Linked DNA regions of Homo sapiens: all the other regions are linked to region 2. Evidence: chromatin loops called from intact Hi-C (ENCODE). Cell type or tissue: PC-3. All regions are shown on one strand. Each heading gives the region's core, and the rest is flanking DNA. Links, peaks and the distances in the headings are about the cores only.

The links. Peaks named below come from ENCODE experiments on the same cell type or tissue, not always from the same donor. Only the 100,000 strongest peaks of a DNase experiment are listed, where the experiment ranks them.
Region 1: a loop joins it to region 2, with 13 times the contacts of the local background. A loop is called at or near these places in 4 of 110 quality-filtered maps.
Region 3: it touches region 2 in a loop (14-fold over the local background); 51 of 110 quality-filtered maps call a loop at or near these places.

Annotation. Positions count from the first base shown.
Region 1 is chrX:4,265,748-4,272,177 of GRCh38, reverse strand. No RefSeq gene overlaps it. Among named protein-coding and RNA genes, the nearest start is that of FAM239C, 330 kb to the right of the region's middle. In PC-3, for the core only: a CTCF peak has its summit at 3,311; no DNase peak of the experiment used is centred there.
Region 2 is chrX:4,543,787-4,550,216 of GRCh38, reverse strand. No RefSeq gene overlaps it. Among named protein-coding and RNA genes, the nearest start is that of FAM239C, 610 kb to the right of the region's middle. RefSeq lists an enhancer at 3,275-4,474. In PC-3, for the core only: a CTCF peak has its summit at 2,796 (motif pointing left); DNase peaks (open chromatin) are centred at 2,786 and 3,841; H3K4me3 peaks cover 1,218 bases; H3K27ac peaks cover 1,454 bases.
Region 3 is chrX:5,110,261-5,116,690 of GRCh38, reverse strand. No RefSeq gene overlaps it. Among named protein-coding and RNA genes, the nearest start is that of LINC03070, 610 kb to the left of the region's middle. In PC-3, for the core only: a CTCF peak has its summit at 3,349 (motif pointing right); no DNase peak of the experiment used is centred there.

The sequences.
Region 1 (6,430 bases), core at 1,564-5,563, 280 kb after region 2:
GTGGCCCATTCTGTATTTGAAACTTTATTAAATTCTAAGATATATTTTATAAACTTATAGACATGTCATTGTTTCTCATATTCTTCTCTCCATATGGAGAATTCCACAATTATATGAAATTACAGAAATTTATCTTTTCTATAAGTTATATATTCAAATAATTTAGTCTTTTATTAAAGATCATGTTAAATTCCTATATATACATATATATAACATATATACATATATTATATATATATACATAAATGAGTCTTTATTTTGTCTTAATCTACAGTTTCACCACATAATCTCTACATGTGAATTTACCTATTTGAAAACTGCTGAATACTTTTAAAAATTGACATATAATAATTGTACATGTTTCTGGGGCACACAGTGATGTTTTGATACATACAACGTCTAGTGATTAGTCTAGGATAATTAGCAAATCCATCATCTCAAAATTTATTGATTATTCTTTGTGTTGAAAACATCCTTGTAACTATTTGGAACTACATAATATATGATTGTTAACTATAGTCACCCTGCTGTGGTATAGAACACTAGAACTTATTCCTCCTATCTGGATGTAGTTTTGTATTCTTCAACAAATCTCTCCCAATTCCCTTCGTCCCCCTACCCTCCTGGCCTCACTATCATCTCTTCTACTTTCCACTTCTATGAGAGCAACTTTTTTTAGCTTCCACATATGAGTGCGAACATGCAGCGTTTAAACTTTGTTCCTGACTCATTTCACTTTTAATCTGAATTTTGGACCTTTCTTCAATTCTAGAAGATTATTAGTAATTATATTTCTAAACATTGCCTTGTCACATTCATTTCATCATTTTGGAAATTTCAAATATTTATATAGATCATGGAAACTCAATTTCCTCACCATTTCTTGAATTCACTGTTTCATATTTTAACTTCTGTGTCTTTTTTGTGGTATCCCTTGAGTCTCTTTCTTAGGAATATCTTCTAATTCACTAGTTTTTGCTTCAGTTATATCTGATGTAGAATTTGTTTTGAATATATATATGGTTTTATATAAATGACTGCATTTTTACTTCACAAGAATTTCCATAACCATCAGTTCTGCTTAATTTAATCAAGTTTTGATTTCATATATATCTTTTTAGTGGATAACATTTCTCTATTATTATTATTATTATTATTATTATTTTGTTTTTATTTTTTTGAGATGGAGTCTCGCTGTGTCACCCAGGCTGGAGTGCAGTGGTGTAATCTCGGCTCACTGCAACCTCCACCTCCCAGGTTCAAGCAATTCTCATGCCTCAACCTCCCGAGTACCTGGGATTGCAGGCATCTGCCACCACACCCAACTAATTTTTGTACTTTTAGTAGAGACGGGGTTTCACCGTGTTGGCCAGGCTGGCCTCGAACTCCTGACCTCAGGTGATCTGCTCCCCTCCACCTCCCAAAGTGCTGGTCTTTATTATTTTGACTATTATAAATATACTTAAGGACTTCTTCAATATTTTTAATAAGAAGATCTCTTTGCCTTGAGTTATTTTAGGTCTCAACACTGATTTTTGATGCTGTCATTCCTAGAATTATATTTATTTATAGACTTTGCATTTCTTATTCACTGTTTTGTGTTGATGGGGAGTATTAAAACAGCTAAATGAGAGGTTATTAAACTGAAATGGTTCTGATGCACTAGGTTCTATGGAAGCAAACCAAAAGCTTTCATCCTTCATTTGGAAATTTTCTAGGTCAGACGTGGATTTAGACATTTCTTTTCATAATTTGTCAGATGTAGATTTATATATTTGTTGTAATTGTTCATTTCCTCTAAGTGGCTAATTTATAGGAAAACAAAACTTTAGCTCAGCCAGTCATAAATGGCCAGCTGAGCACTGGTTATATTGTCTCAAACTTTCTACAGAGATAGTCCAAATAAGGTCAATGCTTCAGCTTTAACCAATCACATTTTTTTTAATGCTCCGCTCCTGCCTTCATCCTATAAAAGCCTCTTTCATGTTCCTTCAGCTGAGCCCCAAACCACTTCCCATGTGAAGTTGCCAGACTAGTTGAGGAGAGGAAGAAGGGTAAGAATTTCTTAGATAGGTAAATTGAGTGTCACAGGGGCTTGATGTACAGATTATTTCATGACCCAGGTAATAAGTATAGTACTCAATAGGCATTTTTTTATTCTTACCCTTCTTCCTCCCTCCACCCTCAACTAGTCCCCAGCATCTGTTGTTCCCCTCTTTTTTTCCATATGTACTCAATGTTTAGCTCCCACTTATAAGTGAGAACATGGACAGCTCAATTTGTATTCCCCATCTCCATGCTTGCCTAATGTGGTTGCCCCTGCCCACCCACTCCAGGTCGAAAACCAGGTCTTTTTTTGTAATTTTATTTCAGTTTCAGGGGTCTAAGAAACCTGCACATGGAGACGCACCCTGGCCTCCAGCTCCATCCATGGTGCTGCAAAGGACAGGATAGCAAAGACATGGAATCAACCTAGATGCCCATCAAAGGCGGATTGGATAAAGAAAATGTGGTGCACATACACCATGGAATACTACACAGCCATAAAAAAGAGCAAAAACCACGTCTTGTAATGACATCGCAGTTGCAGTGTCTCACTTTCAGCCTTCCACACAGCACACTTTTCTTTGAGTCCTCATTGTGAAGCTGGTTTTTGATTTTCCTCTCTCTGTAGCATCACGTCATGCTTAAAATCGTAGCACCTGTGCAGCTCAAAAAAGATGTGTTTGCCTCCTTTTTCAAAATTATTTTTGAGGTGAAACTCACTGTCATAAAATTAAATATTTTAAAGTGTATAGTTCAGTGACATTTAGAACATTTACAATGTTGCACAATCACCTCTGTCTAGTTCCAAAATATTTTTATCACCCCAAAAGAAAACCCTGAGCCCATTAAGTAGCCACTTCCCAATAACCTCTCCCTCAGCCCCTGTATACTATATTATAATAATATGATATAATATAAATTTGACTATATTGTTTAATGCTGATATTTTGACAGGCAATTATCCAGGCAACCACCAAACCTCTTCCTGACTGTATGAATTTACCTATTCTGGAGAGTTTTTATAAAAGGAATCATGTAATATCTGACCTTTTCTGTCTGGCTTCTTTCACTTAGAATGAAACAATGTTTTCATGCTATTTTCAAATCAAACTCTATTTTGATTTTTTGCCCCCTTTCTCAGGGTTGTGAGAACCGTTTTCATCACAGATATTGGTTTTACACTGCATCCTGGCTTTTTTCCCTATTTGTCCTGAAAGACATTTAGAACTTAGCCACGACATCAACAGACCTCCAGCACCCTCTACCTGTCTTCTGATCCAAAGTCAAGAAAGCCCAGGGCATCCAACCAACTCTCTAAAATGCCTTTCTTCCTTTCTTTCTTTCTTTTTGGAGTGTATTTTTTCTGGAATGGAATCTTCTGCATTTTATTAGTCTTGCTTTGTGTCTTGTGTGGTGGTGGGGAGTAAGTCAGTGCTTATACTGCTGTGCCATCTTGTCCGGAATGCTCTCTTGTATATCATTATTAGCATTAAAAGCAGCCAGAGGGCTGGGCGCAGTGGCTTATGCTTGCAATCCCAGCACTTTGGGAAGCAGAGGCTAGAGAATTGCTTGAAGCCAGAAGTTCGAGACCAGCCTGGACTACAAAGTGAGCTCCCATCTCTACAAAAAAAAATATATATATATCTATATATATAAAAAATTAACTGGGCATGGTTGTGTGCATCTATAGTCCCAGCTACTTGGGAGGCTGAAGTGGGAGGATTGCTTGAGCCTGGAAGTTTGAGGGTACAGTGAGCTATCATGACACTGCACTCTAGCCTGAGCAACAGAGCAAGACCCTGACTCAAAAAAAAAAAAGTAGCAGGATGTCTCCTAATAGAACAGCTAAAATACACTGTGCATCTGTAAAAGCCAAAAGTATAGATGTCCGTTCATCTCTGCATTTCTTGTATATAGTGCAGATCTAGTACATGCAAACATCAACAAGAACTGCTCACAAACAAACGCGTTTCAAGCAAACAATTCAAAAAATCTCCTAGAGACATAAAGAATTGCAGAGGACATTATTTCATATTACAAAATTCTATGCTCTTCTGCACTCAAAATCCTTTTATCCTTCTTTGCTTTTTCTCTTTTGTGCATTTATCACTTTCTAGCATATGGCAGTCAATCATTTAATATATCTACTTTTATTGTTTCTTATGAAATCCAGAAGTTAATGTTGAGTGATGAGATTTTTGTCTTCTTACTTTATTCTTTTATCTTTAGTGCCTGTATAATTGCCTGTCAAAATATCAGCATTTAACAATATAGCCAAATTTATACTATATTATACTATATTATTATAATATACTATATATTATGCTATATTATTATAATATACTATATATTATACTATATTATTATAATATACTATATATTATACTATATTATTATAATATACTATATATTATACTATATTATTATAATATACTATATATTATACTATATTATTATAATATACTATATATTATACTATATTATTATAATATACTATATATTATACTATATTATTATAATATACTATATATTATACTATATTATTATAATATACTATATATTATACTATATTATTATAAGCCTATATATTATACTATATTATTATAATATAGTATACATAGCATATACTAAATAATAATATATTATTTATAAATTTATATATTATATATACTATTATGTTATATATTATATATAATATATAATATATTATATATCATATATGCTATTATATTATATATACTATATACTATATAATATATAATATATATATAATATAATGTATATCTATCTCTAGCCTCTGCCTCCCAAAGTGCTGGGATTACAAAGGTGATCATATTATTGCTAAATATTATGTAGTATATGCTATGTACACTGTATGGCATATATAGCATAATATATAATATATAATATATATTACAATATAGTATATAGTTTTTGTAAAGACAGGGTTTTGCCATAGTATAGTATATATAGTATAGTATATATAGCATATACTATAATAATATGGTAGAGTATATGCTATATATACTATATATTATGCTACATTATACTATATATTATTATATTATTTATATATATTATATAATAATAATATATAATTATATAATATTATATAAAATATGTACTATATACTGTATTATAATAATATAGTATGTTGTATGTATTATACTAATGATAGTATATAGTATGTATTATACTAATGATGTGCGATGAGATTTTTGTCTTTCTAGTTTATTCTTTTACCTTTAGTACCTAGATAATTGCCTGCCAAGATATCAGCTTTTAACAATATAGTTGAATTTACATTATATTATATTATACTATATTATTATATATGGTATTATGTTATACTATTTTGCAGTATTACATTTGACTATAATATACTTATATTATTACAATCTCTTATATTTTACTCAAACCTACCTGCCCTCATCACTCTGCCCTCATCACCTACATTTAAGGATTCAGATACATATCTGCATTTCCCACTTTTGTCCATCTTCCTTCTCATAAAGTTTTCAAGAACCTCTTAGTTTTTAACTTACAAAGTCATTTGTGACACATTTATTGCTTAATTTTATTATAATGTTTTCAAATAAAAGACTAATTAAGTTTCCGGCTGTGTACCAGAAAGTAAAACTCAAAGTCTCTTAAGTGGTTATCGAAGACAAGTGATGCTGATTATAGTTAACTTCCCCCATAACCTCCTGACGTGGCCAGGCCGTAACAACTAGGTAAGAGCCACAGTTCACAAGTGACCTGTCAGCCTTGCTGATCAGAGAAGCTAAATAAGAAGAAAGTGTGTCTGACCTTCCTCCAGTCTTGAGTCAAGCAGGTCACTGGGTTCAGATTTTAAGTCATTATTCCTGTCCATAAAATGTTTTCCTTCCACCTGCGATATGACGACTGGGCTTCCACCATGAAAAGTAGGAGCTCGGGAAGTCCGATAAATTCAATAAAATGAACAGAGTGGCCTTATGCTCAAATGCCTGCAGCCTCAGTTTATAAACAGCACGTAGTAAGAAGTCTCCCAGCCAGTTTAGTCTTCTTCATGTTGGGGATTTTCATAAATCAGAATGGCAAGAAGAGATGTGGCTTCTCAGATGGACAAGTGAAAACTCTTACTTCTCATCATAGGCCAAAGCGCAGAAATTTGAATTGTGAGACCACGGGGGCAGGAAGTAATTCATCAACGAATGTTTCAGTGTAGAGAAAATGAATCAATTTGGGGAAAAGGGATGCCTGCCTAAAAAAAAAAAAAAAGCGTGCTCAAAGAAGAGAAAATTAATATCCCAATATTATGACAATGAAGCAAGTATTATTTGTGGTTGGAATAGTTACGTCCAAGACCATTCTTCCCAGAGCTAACTGTTGGCCCTTGGTT
Region 2 (6,430 bases), core at 1,122-5,121:
GGGGTGCTGAGGATGAACTTGGATGGGAACCTACACCTGCTATGGGCTGCCTTATAGGAGGGAGATACAGAGCCTGGGAAAAGTCGGCCACTTCATAACCCCCGATAAGCAGAGCCTGCTCTTTGTCCTGGAGGAAGATGTCACCTGCTCCTTCAAGGTCGAACATGTAGTAGAGCCACAACCCTGAGAAATACTCTAGGGAAAGAGTGGTCAGCACCTGGCATTCTTACTTAGCACACCCATAAGATATGGAGGACAAGAGACTCATGGAGAAGAGTCTCTGCCACTACTGTTCAACTCTCCCAAGACATCATCTTGGGGGCTTTTTCAGTTCCCTCAACTTGTCCCCAGTCTTCCTAGTAGGTAACAGGTAAAGTTTGTGAAGACTCGGTGACAGCTGCAAATTCCTCTTGTGGCTGCATCTCCCAGAGGTCCTACAACTTTATGCTAGTCCACTGTCAGCCTCAGCAAGCCCTTTAAGACTTTCTCCACATGTGTCTTATCCATTTGTGTGTTTTCTGTGTCTGTTCAAGGTAAGATGTACACACATCCCATCTCACCTTAGAAACGCCTGCCTTTCCTTGTATTTCAGCCTGATTGTTTGCACTATATATTCGTCAGGGTTCCCCAGAGGGAAAGAACTAATAGGTTCTATGTCTATATGAAAGGGAGTTTATTAGGGAGAATTGGCTCACACCATCACAAGGTGACACCCCACCATAGGCCATCTGCAAGCTGGGAAAGACAGAAACTGGTAGTGGCTTATTCCAAGTCCAACAGCTTCAAAAGCAGAGAAACTGACAGTTCAGCCTTCAGTCTGTGGCCAAAGGCCCAAGAGCCCCCGGCAAACCACTGGTGTAAGTACAAGAGTCCAAAAACCAGCCAGGCACGGTGGCTTACACCTGTAATCCCAGCACTTTGGGAGGCCAAGGCAGGTGGATTGCTTGAGGTCAGAGCCCAGAGTTCAAGACCAGCCTGGCCAACATGATGAAACCCTGTCTCTATTAAAAATACAAAAATTAGTCTGGTGTAGTGGTGGGTGCCTGTAATCCCAGTTACTTGGGAGGCTGAGTCAGGAGAATTGCTTGAACCCAGAAGGCAGAGGTTGTAGTGAGCCAAGATCACACCACTGCACTCCAGCCTGGGCGATGGAGTGAGACCCTATCTCAAATAATAATAATAATAATAATAAATAATAAATAATAAATAAATAAGAGTCCAAAAGCCAAAGAACCTGGAGTCTCATGTCCAAGGGCAGGAGGAACAGAGTGAAGCATCCAACATGGGAGAGAGATGAAAGCCAGAAGACCCAGCAAGCCAGCTTCTCCCACCTTCTAACCATCTGCTTTGCTTTAGCCACACTGGTAGCCAATTAGATGGTGCCCATCCACACTGAGGGTGGGTCTTCCTCTCCCACCCCACCGACTCAATGTCAATCTCCTCTGGCAACACCCTCACAGACACACCCAGAAACAATACTTTATCAGCTGTCTAGGCGTCCCTCAATAGTTGACACCTAATATTACCCACCATACCCTAAAACTGGAGTTTTCTGACAGATTCAAGAAACTTTAGATTTAGTTTATGATGTGTCCTTGATTTTGCCGTGATTGTTGGAGCGATGATCTTCTTACAAGCTTTCTACATCCTAAGTTTAAGCTAGAAGGCTAAACTTTTTATTTTGTAAAGAAGGGCTTCAAGTTGATCTGTTTAAACACTAAGTTTAAATTGCTGGCTTTCAGTAAAATGTTCAAATGCGTTTTTTAAAGATAGACATATCCTTTAAAATAATTAGTCTGAGTGAAGTTGTAGTTTCTGTCCATAAATTTATTATATGTCAGGAATATTTATTAACATGGAGAAGGGGATAGAGACCAAGCTGATGGGTAGGTGACCTTAGATCTAGCACCGGAGGTGGAAGAACAACTTACAGAAAGAACTGAAAGTAATCTCCTTTAGTCTCCATAGGGCTACACAGTATGCAGTCTTTACCACACAGTAGGTGCTCGATCTAGCTTCAATGAATGAACGAGTTACTTAATTAATAGTCTAATGCCTGTACTGTTATGTGTGGAAGAAAAATCCAGCCAATACGATTTACAATGCTGTCTATAACCACTTCACTGAATCTGGGAACTAAGTGAATGCTCCAAAAATATTCCCAGTTATGTCTTTTTCCTAGTTCTAACCTGGTCATATTAGCATTTCAAATTCATCTCTGATGGGTGAAAATCTAATTCTTTTCTCCCATCTTTTTTTTTTTTTTTTGGTGGTGTTCCATTTTTTTAATGTACAGGAACTAAAAATTCTGTTCAATTCAGTGAAGGGTCCATTAACTTAATTAGGCTAAATGCATCTCTTTTCAGCTGGATTCAACTTCCAGCCTCAATTGTGCTTCTCTTTGTCCCACCCGGGTAAACATTTCTTCACAAAAGCTATATTTGCTCTCCTCCTCAGCATCTTTTCGGAGAATGCCCCTTTTCTGGAATCAATGCCCATCACCAAATATCTGTCTGGAAAGACTGCATTTAGATATTTATGTTTTCATGGCACCCTAAACATTGAACAAATAGAGATGATTGAAGCATTTGCATGGTTTGAACAAATACCATGACAAAGTTGTGGTTTCGGCACCTCCATATGAACGCTCATTATGCACAATTGACCCTCTCCAGGTGTTGGCAGGTGTAGTTAAAACAAAGCAAAGCCCTTGAGGGGGTCACTTGAAGATGCCAGATTTTTAAGGAAAATTTCACTTCTCAGCAACTCAAATCAACATCGCCACCTGCTGGCCATTGTCTGATATGGCATGCCCCATGAAGATGGCACTAAGAGGTTATGCAAATGTGCATTGAACATTAGCAAGGCAACTTTTTACAATGCATATTAACATGTCCCGCGCTTACATAAAGTATCATGCTCGATGCACGCATAAAAATAGTGATAGCCCATGCGAAAAGCATCATGGGTGACCACGGAACGCACATTTCTAGGAATACGTAGAGTTCTTGGACTTACCTGCATATTAGCATCACCTGAAACCTTTAAAATTTCACATTTCCGCAGGTGCATTTCAAAACACTTAAGTAAGTCTCTGATAGTGGGACTCAGAGGCATTTCTTTCTCCAAAGCTTCCAAGTGATTCTAAGGTGCAGCCAAGCTTAGAAACATAATTGAGCCTTTCTCTACTGCATGGCTTAGCTGAGAATGATGTTGACATTTGAGCTACAGATTACATGGCCGAATGTTGAGGTAGGTCTGTTGTAATTAAAGAGAGGTTTGGAAACCTCGCTGGGCTAAAAGCCAGGCAGCAACATTTCTAGCATTACTTCTGTGAATTATAGCTGCTTGATGTGGGGCCAATACACACTTTCATCAGATCCTATTTCCCTTTTTTTTTTTTGACGGAGTCTCGCTCTGTCGCCAGGCTGGAGTGCAGTGGCGCGATCTCGGCTCACTGCTACCTCCTCTGCCTCCTGGATTCCAGCGATTCTCCTGCCTCAGCCTCCCAAGTAGCTGGGACTGCAGGCACGTGCCACCACACCCAGCTAATTGTTGTATTTTCAGCAGAGACGGGGGTTTCACCATGTTGGCCAGAATGGTCTCGATCTCTTGATCTCGTGATCCTCCCGCCTCGGCCTCTCAAAGTGCTGGGATTACAGGCATGAGCCTCTGTACCCGGCTCTATTTCCCTTTCTTTAAGGGTGCACTGGGCTGTGGGCTTTCTAAGGGATTTAACAGTTCGGAGTTCTGCTTATCTCTCTGTTTGAAAATAATTATGGCATGAATCAGAGCAGAGATGAAACATTTCAGAGTTAGTTTAAGTTAGTAGTTGTATTTCAGAGCATCTATTTCGTTGGCAATAATGTTACATGAGGACATACAGAGCAGGTCATTGTCAGGCCTCTGAGCCCAAGCCAAGCCATCGCATCCCCTGTGACTTGCATGTATACGCCCAGATGGCCTGAAGTAACTGAAGAATCACAAAAGAAGTGAATATGCCCTGCCCCACCTTAACTGATGACATTCCACCATTGTGATTTGTTCCTGCCCCACCCTAACTGATCAATGTACTTTGTAATCTCCCCCACCCTTAAGAAGGTCCTTTGTAATTCTCCCCACCCTTGAGAATGTACTTTGTGAGATCCACCCCTGCCCACCAGAGAACAACCCCCTTTGACTGTAATTTTCCATTACCTTCCCAAATCCTATAAAACGGCCCCACCCCTATCTCCCTTTGCTGACTCTCTTTTCGGACTCAGCCCGCCTGCACCCAGGTGAAATAAACAGCCATGTTGCTCACACAAAGCCTGTTTGGTGGTCTCTTCACATGGACGCACATGAAATTTGGTGCCATGACTCGGATCGGGGGACCTCCCTTGGGAGATCAATCCTCCGTCCTCCTGCTCTTTGCTCCCTGAGAAAGATCCACCTACGACCTCAGGTCCTCAGACCGACGAGCCCAAGAAACATCTCACCAATTTCAAATCTGGTAAGCAGCCTCTTTTTACTCTCTTCTCCAACTTCCCTCACTATCCCTCAACCACTTTCTCCTTTCAATCTTGGCACTACACTTCAATCTCTCCCTTCTCTTAATTTCAATTCCTTTCATTTTCTGGTAGAGACAAAAGAGACACGTTTTATCCGTGGACCCAAAACTCCGGCGCTGGTCACAGACTGGGAAGGCAGCCTTCCCTTGGTGTTTAATCATTGCAGGGATGCCTCTCTGATTATACACCCACGTTTCAAGGGTGTCAGACCACGCAGGGACAACTGCCTTGGTCCTTCACCCTTAGCAGCAAGTCCCGCTTTTCTGGGGAAGGGGCAAGTACCCCAACCCCTTCTCTCCGTGTCTCTACCCCTTCTCTGCTTTTCCGGGGACAGGGCAAGTACCCCAACCCCTTCTCTCCGTGTCTCTACTCCTTCTCTGCTTTTCTGGGGACAGGGCAAGTACCCCAACCCCTTCTCTCCTTGTCTCTACCCCTTCTCTGCTTTTCTGGGGCAGGGGCAAGTACCCCTCAACCCCTTCTCCTTCACCCTTAGCGGTAAGTCCCGCTTTTCTAGGGGGCAGGGGCAAGTACCCCCCAACCCCTTCTCCTTCACCCTTAGTGGCAAGTCCTGCTTTCCTGGGGCAGGGGCAAGTACCCCTTAACCCCTTCTCCTTCACCCTTAGCAGCAAGTCCCACTTTTCTAGGGGGCAAGAAACCCCAAACCCCTTCCCTCCGTGTCTTTACGCTCTCTTTTCTCTGGGTTTGCTTCCTTCACTATGGGCAACCTTCCATCCTCCATTCCTCCTTCTCCCTTAGCCTGTGTGCTCAAGAACTTAAAACCTCTTCAACTCACACCTGACCTAAAACCTAAATGCCTCATTTTCTTCTGCAACACCGCTTGGCCCCAATACAAACTTGACAATGGCTCTAAATGGCCAGAAAATGGCACTTTCGATTTCTCCATCCTACAAGACCTAAATAATTTTTGTCAAAAAATGGGCAAATGGTCTGAGGTGCCTGATGTCCAGGCATTCTTTTACACATCCGTCCCTTCCTAGTCTCTGTGCCCAGTGCAACTCGTCCCAAATCTTCCTTCTTTCCCTCCCACCTGTCCCCTCAGTCCCAACCCCAGGCGTTGCTGAGTGTGTCTAATCTTCCTTTTCTACAAACCCATCTGACCTCTCCCCTCCTCTCCACGCCAAGCTAGGTCCCAATTCTTCCTCAGGCTCCACTCCTCCACCCTGTAATCTTTTTATCACCTCCCCTCCTCACACCTGGTCCGGCTTACAGTTTCGTTCCGTGACTAGCCCTCCCCCACCTGCCCAGCAATTTACTCTTAAAAAGGTGGCTGGAGCTAAAGACATAGTCAAGGTTAATGCTCCTTTTTCTTTATCCCAAATCAGAAGCGTTTAGGCTCTTTTTCATCAAATATAAAAACCCAGCCCAGTTCATGGCTCGTTCGGCAGCAACCCTGAGACGCTTTACAGCCCTAGACCCTAAAAGGTCAAAAGGCCGTCTTATTCTCAATATACATTTTATTACCCAATCTGCTCCCGATATTAAATAAAACTCCAAAAATTAAATTCCGGCCCTCAAACTCCACAACAGGATTTAATTAACCTCGCCTTCAAGGTGTACAATAATAAAAAAAAAAAAGTTGCAATTCCTTGCCTCCACTGTGAGACAAACCCCAGCCACATCTCCAGCAAACAAGAACTTCCAAACACCTGAACCGCAGCAGCCAGGCGTTCCTCCAGAACCTCCTCCCACAGGAGCTTGCTACAAGTGCCAGAAATCTGGCCACCAAGCCAAGAAATGCCTGCAGCCCAGGATTCCTCCTAAGCCGTGTCCCATCTGTGCGGGACCCCATTGGAAATCAGACTGTTCAACTCACCTGGCAGCGACTCCCAGAGACCCTGGAACTCTGGCCCAAGGCTCTC
Region 3 (6,430 bases), core at 1,564-5,563, 570 kb before region 2:
TCAAGGTGTCACAGGGCTGATCCCTCCTGAGGCTGTTCTCCTTGGTTTATAGACGCCGTCTTCTCCCCGTGTCCTCACATGGTTGTCTTTCTGTGTGTCTGTGTCCTAATTTCTTCTTATAAGTCCTATTGGACCAGGGCCCACCCTAATGGCCTCATTATACTTTAATTGTCACTTTAAGGGCCCTATCTCCAAATACAGTCCCTTTCTGAGGTACTGGGGGTTAGGACTTTAATATGTGTATTTTGTGTAGACACTGCTCACATGCAAATGAAAGCAAACTAATGCCAAACAATTGGTGAAATGCCAACATTTTTATCAAACACCATGGGTTAGATATACCACTGGTGAAAACGTACTATGTATATATAGAGACAGAGAGTTTAGGCTGCACAGTCTGTGGGACTTTGTTATGGCAGCCCTAGCAAACTCATATATAGCTAGGTTCTAAGTTCCATTACTATTTTATTTCCAAAGTTTGGCCAGTATTGATCTCCAGTGGCCACCATTGATGGTGGTCTGTGAAATCAGTTTCTTTGAAAGATCTGCATGAAGATGCATACTGAAAACATATACACACACACACACACACACACACACACACACATACACACACCATGGAACACTATGCAGCCATAAAAAAGAATGAGATCATATCCTTTGCAGAAACATGGATGGAGCGGAAGGCCATTATCCTTAGCAAACTAACACAGGAACAGAAAACCAAATGCTGCCTGTTGTCACTTTTAAGTGGGAGCTGAATGATGAGAACACATGGACACATGGGGGTGAACAACACACACTGGGGCCATCGGAGGGTGGAAGGTTGAGGAGGGAGAGGCTCAGGATATTAATGGGTACTAGGGTGATACCTGGCTGATGAAATAATCTGTACAACAAACCCCATGACACACTTTTACCTGTGTAACAAACCTCCACATGTACCCGTGAACCTAAAAGTTAAAAAAAAGAAAGAAAACGTACAATATAAATTTTATTTTTAAGTTTTTTCCTATTTTAGTAACTTTTAGTAAATAAAGCTCAACAGCAGACTTCACTTATTTTTATGATGTTGGTAGTAATATTTTCTCCTTCATCCTGTTTGCCTGTTTCCATATCTTTCCCCAGATCATACCCACTTTTAGCATTATTACCAAAATAATATAATTGAACACAAATCTTTTCTAACAAGTAGAGAAGGCCCATCCAGGCCCATCCTCCCATCTTTCCATCCTTCTCTATCTGCTCCCAGACTCCCCATTTCAAACTTCTATTGTTCATTGTCAAATGCTTTAATAAACTTTCCATGTGCTAGTTTTCAATTTACTTTCAATTCTGTAACCAACCCATTCCAAATTCCACAATAGAGAAAGAAATATCTGGGTACTTTCTATTTCCCAATTTAACCTCTATGCCAGCAAGATTAGGACAGGTCCAGAGGTGGGCTTTTCAGTGGGAATGACCTTCTAAACACCAATGAGTGAGTTACAAATGGAGACTTTCCTGTAAAAACTTTTAAAACATTGCTGTATTACCACTGGCAAATTAATCTCAATATCATGTAATATTTAACATATTTTTCACGAAACAGGATTTGGGAAATAGGAAATACCTGCATTCTCATTAACAATATAGTACTTTTTGTTTAACTTTGAAGTTCAGGGGTGCATGTGCAGGTTTGTTACACAGGTAAACTTGTGTTATGGGGGTTTTTTATACAGATTATTTCATCACCCAGGTATTAAGCTTAGTACACATTAGTTGTTTTTCCTAATCCTCTCCCTCCTCCCACCCTCCACCCTCCAATAGGCCCCAATGTCTGTTGTTCCACTCTATGTGTCCATGTGTTCTCATTATGTAGCTCCCACTTATAAGTGAGAACATGCAGAATTTGGTTTTCTGTTCCTGTGTTACTTTGCTAAGGATAATGGTTTACAGGCTCCATTCATGTTCCTACAAAGGATATGATCTCCTTCTTTTTTATGGCTGCATAAGGATAATGGCCTCCAGGTCCAGGCACACTCCTGCGAAGAACATGATCTTGTTCTTTTGTATGGCTGCATAGTATTCATATTGGGTTTGATATCAGAAATACATGCCTTGCACATACTTTTTGTTTATTTAATTACCACAGAAAACTCAATGACATAGATTCTGATTACATCTATTGTAGTATCCTGCAACTTACGCTGTTTTAAAAAATTGTTCATCATTCCCACGTTTTACTTTAAAACTTTGCAGAGAAGGCTCAGCACGGTGGCTCATGCCTGTAATCTCAGCACTTTGGGCGGCCCAGGTGGGTGTATCACCAGGGGTCAGGAGCTGGAGACTAGCCTGGCCAACATGGTGAAACCTTGTCTCTACTAAAAAACACAAAAAACTTAGCCAGGTGTAGTGGTGTGTGCCTATAATCCCAGCTACTCAGGAGGCTGAGGCAGGAGAATCACTTGAACCCAGGAAGTAGAGGCTACAGTGAGCTGAGATCGTGCCATTGCACTCCAGCCTGGGCCACAGAGCAAGACCGTCTCAAAACAAACAAACAAGCGAACAACAGCAACAACAAAACTTTAAAGAGAGAATGAAAAGTAACCACCGTTGATAATTTTCCTCCTCACCATTAGGCATGATTATTGCAATTGTCTCTTCATCTAGGATATAGAAGTCAAAAACATACAAATCACCAAATTATTAGTAAAATTGCAGGAATTACAGACATCTGTTCTTTGCACATCCCAGGCAGAGAAACTGCATCTCTACGGTTTCCAACTCATTTATCTAGAGTTGTTATGATAAATTTTCCCAAATGATCCCAAATTGCTGGTCCACAAATTCCTTTAATAATACATTTAAACCTCAAATGTAAATGCAATGTATTTGTATGTAATAGTTTGAGTAATCGAGGTCCACCACAAAAGATACCAGTGCCTATTTTAAAAACATTTTAATAACGTACTTAACAAAAGAAAATGAATGCTTTAGCAAAAAAAAAAAAGAAAGAAGAAAAAAGAAAAAAAAAGATAAACAAAGAAAAACCAGGTTCAAATCGCTGTGTTTGGACAGCATCCCATTTTTGCATGTTTCGGGAGCAGTGTACAGCTTTTTTGCACCCTCAATTTGTCCAATGTATTTAATGGCTCTGCCAATCTAGGAAGCAGAGAATCACCCAGAGCAGGAACGTCCTTGACTTGGTCATTTAATTATAGACAATTATAGACCATTTTTGCTGCTTCACAGGTTTGAGTAAGCAGCGTGCAATGATGTGATAGTGATTATTAAATGCTTAAATAACACGCTTATAATTCTGATTTGGGGGATGATTTTTCTGTCTTATATAGTGTATATTGACCCTGCCTGTAGATGGCAATGTTGTTCAAAAGACAACAACATCACCTTCTATCTATTGCAGATTCGCTGTGCATTATACACAGGTGAAGTGATGTTGTGTCTCAGATGTAATATTAAATACATATATTACCTTAATATACTTGGGGAGTTAGCTTGCGGGAAACGGAAACAGATGGAAAAGATGGAATAAAACTGGCAAAATCCTGATAATTGTTGGGACTTGGTAAAATAAACTTAATAGACAGAAAAATGCTAGATATTTCCTTTCTCCCACCCTCCAATCTCAAGTAGGCCCCAGAGTTTCCCTATAAAACAAACATGCACATAGACCCCTGAACCTAAAATGAAAGTTAAAAGAAAAATAAATAAGTAAAATAAAATGTGCACCTCTTTTCCTTAAAAAATAAAATAAAACAAAAATGCTAGATAGATAGATGATGGATAGACATTTTGTGTGGTTGAAGTGGGCAGAGATAAAACGTGTGGATCCAATTCCCTGTGACTTAATAGATGTTTTTGTTTATTTTATTTTGTTGATGTCGAAATCAATATGTTGCAAAAGAAACGTGTTTTCCCACTGTTCACCGATTTAGTGTCTGCTTTTGAATTTGTATAAAAACAAGCGATGGTTGCTAAGCTGAGGAAACTCTAGAACATGTTCTATGTTAAAGTTCACTAGAAAATAGTGATAAATAACTTGGCTTTAGCTATGAAGATGGTGGTTTTATTTAAAATTTTAAGTCAGTAAATCACTGAGCTACAACACAGTGCGTGGCACAGAACTGCAGAAGGGCCCAGCACATATTTCTTGGACACCTGGATTAGGGAAATACTTTGGAAGTGGTTTGTGAAATGCACCAAGTATGATGTCATGAGCACACGGGCTCGGAGAGTGGAGATAAGGGATTTGAGTGGTGTGCTCATGCACCGCTATGCACCACAGTTCTGCAACATCTACAGATGAGTCCATCCTAGTGAGTAGAAGTGGGTCAAGCATCTGAGAACCTCAAATTGCTCTTTCTGTGTGTGCTTTTAAAGTGCACAACAGCATGGGACAGACTGTCTGTCAAAAATTGCTGAACATGAATATCCTTTGCTTCTTGTATATGAAAATGAAAAAGCAAAATTTTGTAGCACTGCATGGATGATATGGATGTGTGTGTGCATGTGCACAAATTATATGTATGTGTGTGAGTGTGTATGTGCATACACAAGCTTATGTGTCTCTGTGACATCCCTGCAAATCAAGTCAAAAAGATCATATTATAATCCTGTCATTCTACAAATTATTTATAATGTGTGAATTTTTCTTTGTTATGCTCTGAATTCTGCCTATCCCCTCAAAATTTGTATGTCCAAGCTTTAACCCCTAGGACCTCAGAATGTGACTATTTTTAAAGACAGGGTTTTTTGTTTTTTGATTTTTTGAGACAGAGTTTCACTCTTGTTGCCCAGGCTGGAGTGCAATGGCGCAATCTCGGCTCACAGCAACAACCTCCTGGATTCAAGCGATTCTCCTGCCTCAGCCTCCCAAGTAACTGGGATTACAGGCACTCACCACCATGCCCAGCTAATTTTGTATTTTTAGTAGAGACGGGGTTTCTCCATGTTGGTCACGCTGAAGACAGGGTCTTTAAAGAGGTGATTAAGGTACAGGGAGATCACTAAGGTGAGCTCTGATCCAGTAGCACTGGTGTCCTTGTAAGAAGAGGAGATGAGGTTACAGACACACACAGAGGTACAAACAGGTGAGGACTCAGGGAGAAGACGGCATCTACAAGCCCAGGAGAGAGGCCTCAGGAGTAACCAGCCCTGCCCACACCTTGATCTCAGTCTTCCAGCCTCCAGGGCTGTGAGAGAATCAATGTCTGTTGTTTATAAGCCACCCAGTCTATGTGTTCTATTATAGCAGCCTGAAATGGACCTAAGACACCTCATAAGAAGAGGAGATGAGGACACAGACCCACACAGAGGGACGACCCTGTGAAGACACGGGGAGAAGACAGTGTCTACAAGATAATGAGACAGGCCTCAGGAGGAACCAGCCCTGCCCACACCTTGATCTCGGACTTTCAGCCTCCAGAACTCCAGGAGGATAAATGTCTGTTGTTTAAGCTGCTTAGTCGGTCGTCCTTTGTTACAGTAGCCCTAAGAGTAATACAAGGTCCAAATAATCCCAATGTATTATTTAGAGGAGATACTGTAAATACATTATTTAAACAATTCTCGATATCCATTCATTCCTTAAAAATTTTGTAGCAATCTAGTGTTTCTTCTTTAATTAGGAAATAAATAAGAGAAAAACAAAACTCTTGCTCAAATAATGGAAATGAACATATAAGATTATTACGCTAATATTAAAAGGCATCTGCAATTGTATTGAATTTCACTTTTTATATTTTGTCTTTTGCATTTAGAATGTATCAGTAGTATAGTTAAGAATATTAAATTCTAAAGTATAATCCTTACGTGAAAGGAAGGTAGTTATTATTTGAATTTAATAAATGTGTTTTTATAATCAGGTATGTTCTACATTAATCACAATGTAGGTGAATGCAAAAAGATGGTATTGTGATGAAAATATTTATGGTGTTAAAATTTTATCTTTCCTTAGAAATGATATTTTCTCTTCATCTCGAAATATCCACAGACTAGAATCCTGATCTATTGTGCTCAAGTGATAAGACAGACAAAAAGAAGAATGTGACATTAAATGGCCTGCTGTCAGAAATATGCAGAAATTACTTTTCGTAACGATGTCCAAAATAATACACATCTCTTAAAAGAGGAACGATAAAATATTAAAAATATTTTTAAGAAAGCTGACATGTCAGATTAAACGATGATGTTTTAAGATGCATTGTAGCTGTGAGATGGACCAGTCACAAAAATAAGTGGAATAAATAAAAGCCTAAGTCACTTATATTAGAAAAATTACAAAGAAATATTTCTTTGTTTTAAGCAACAAAATTTTAAAATGTGGAACCTAGATGATAATGCATGAACAACTGGGAAAATGTGATCTCACTAAGATTGTTTATTGCTAAGGATAATTATACATTTTATTGTGCTAGATATACGTATA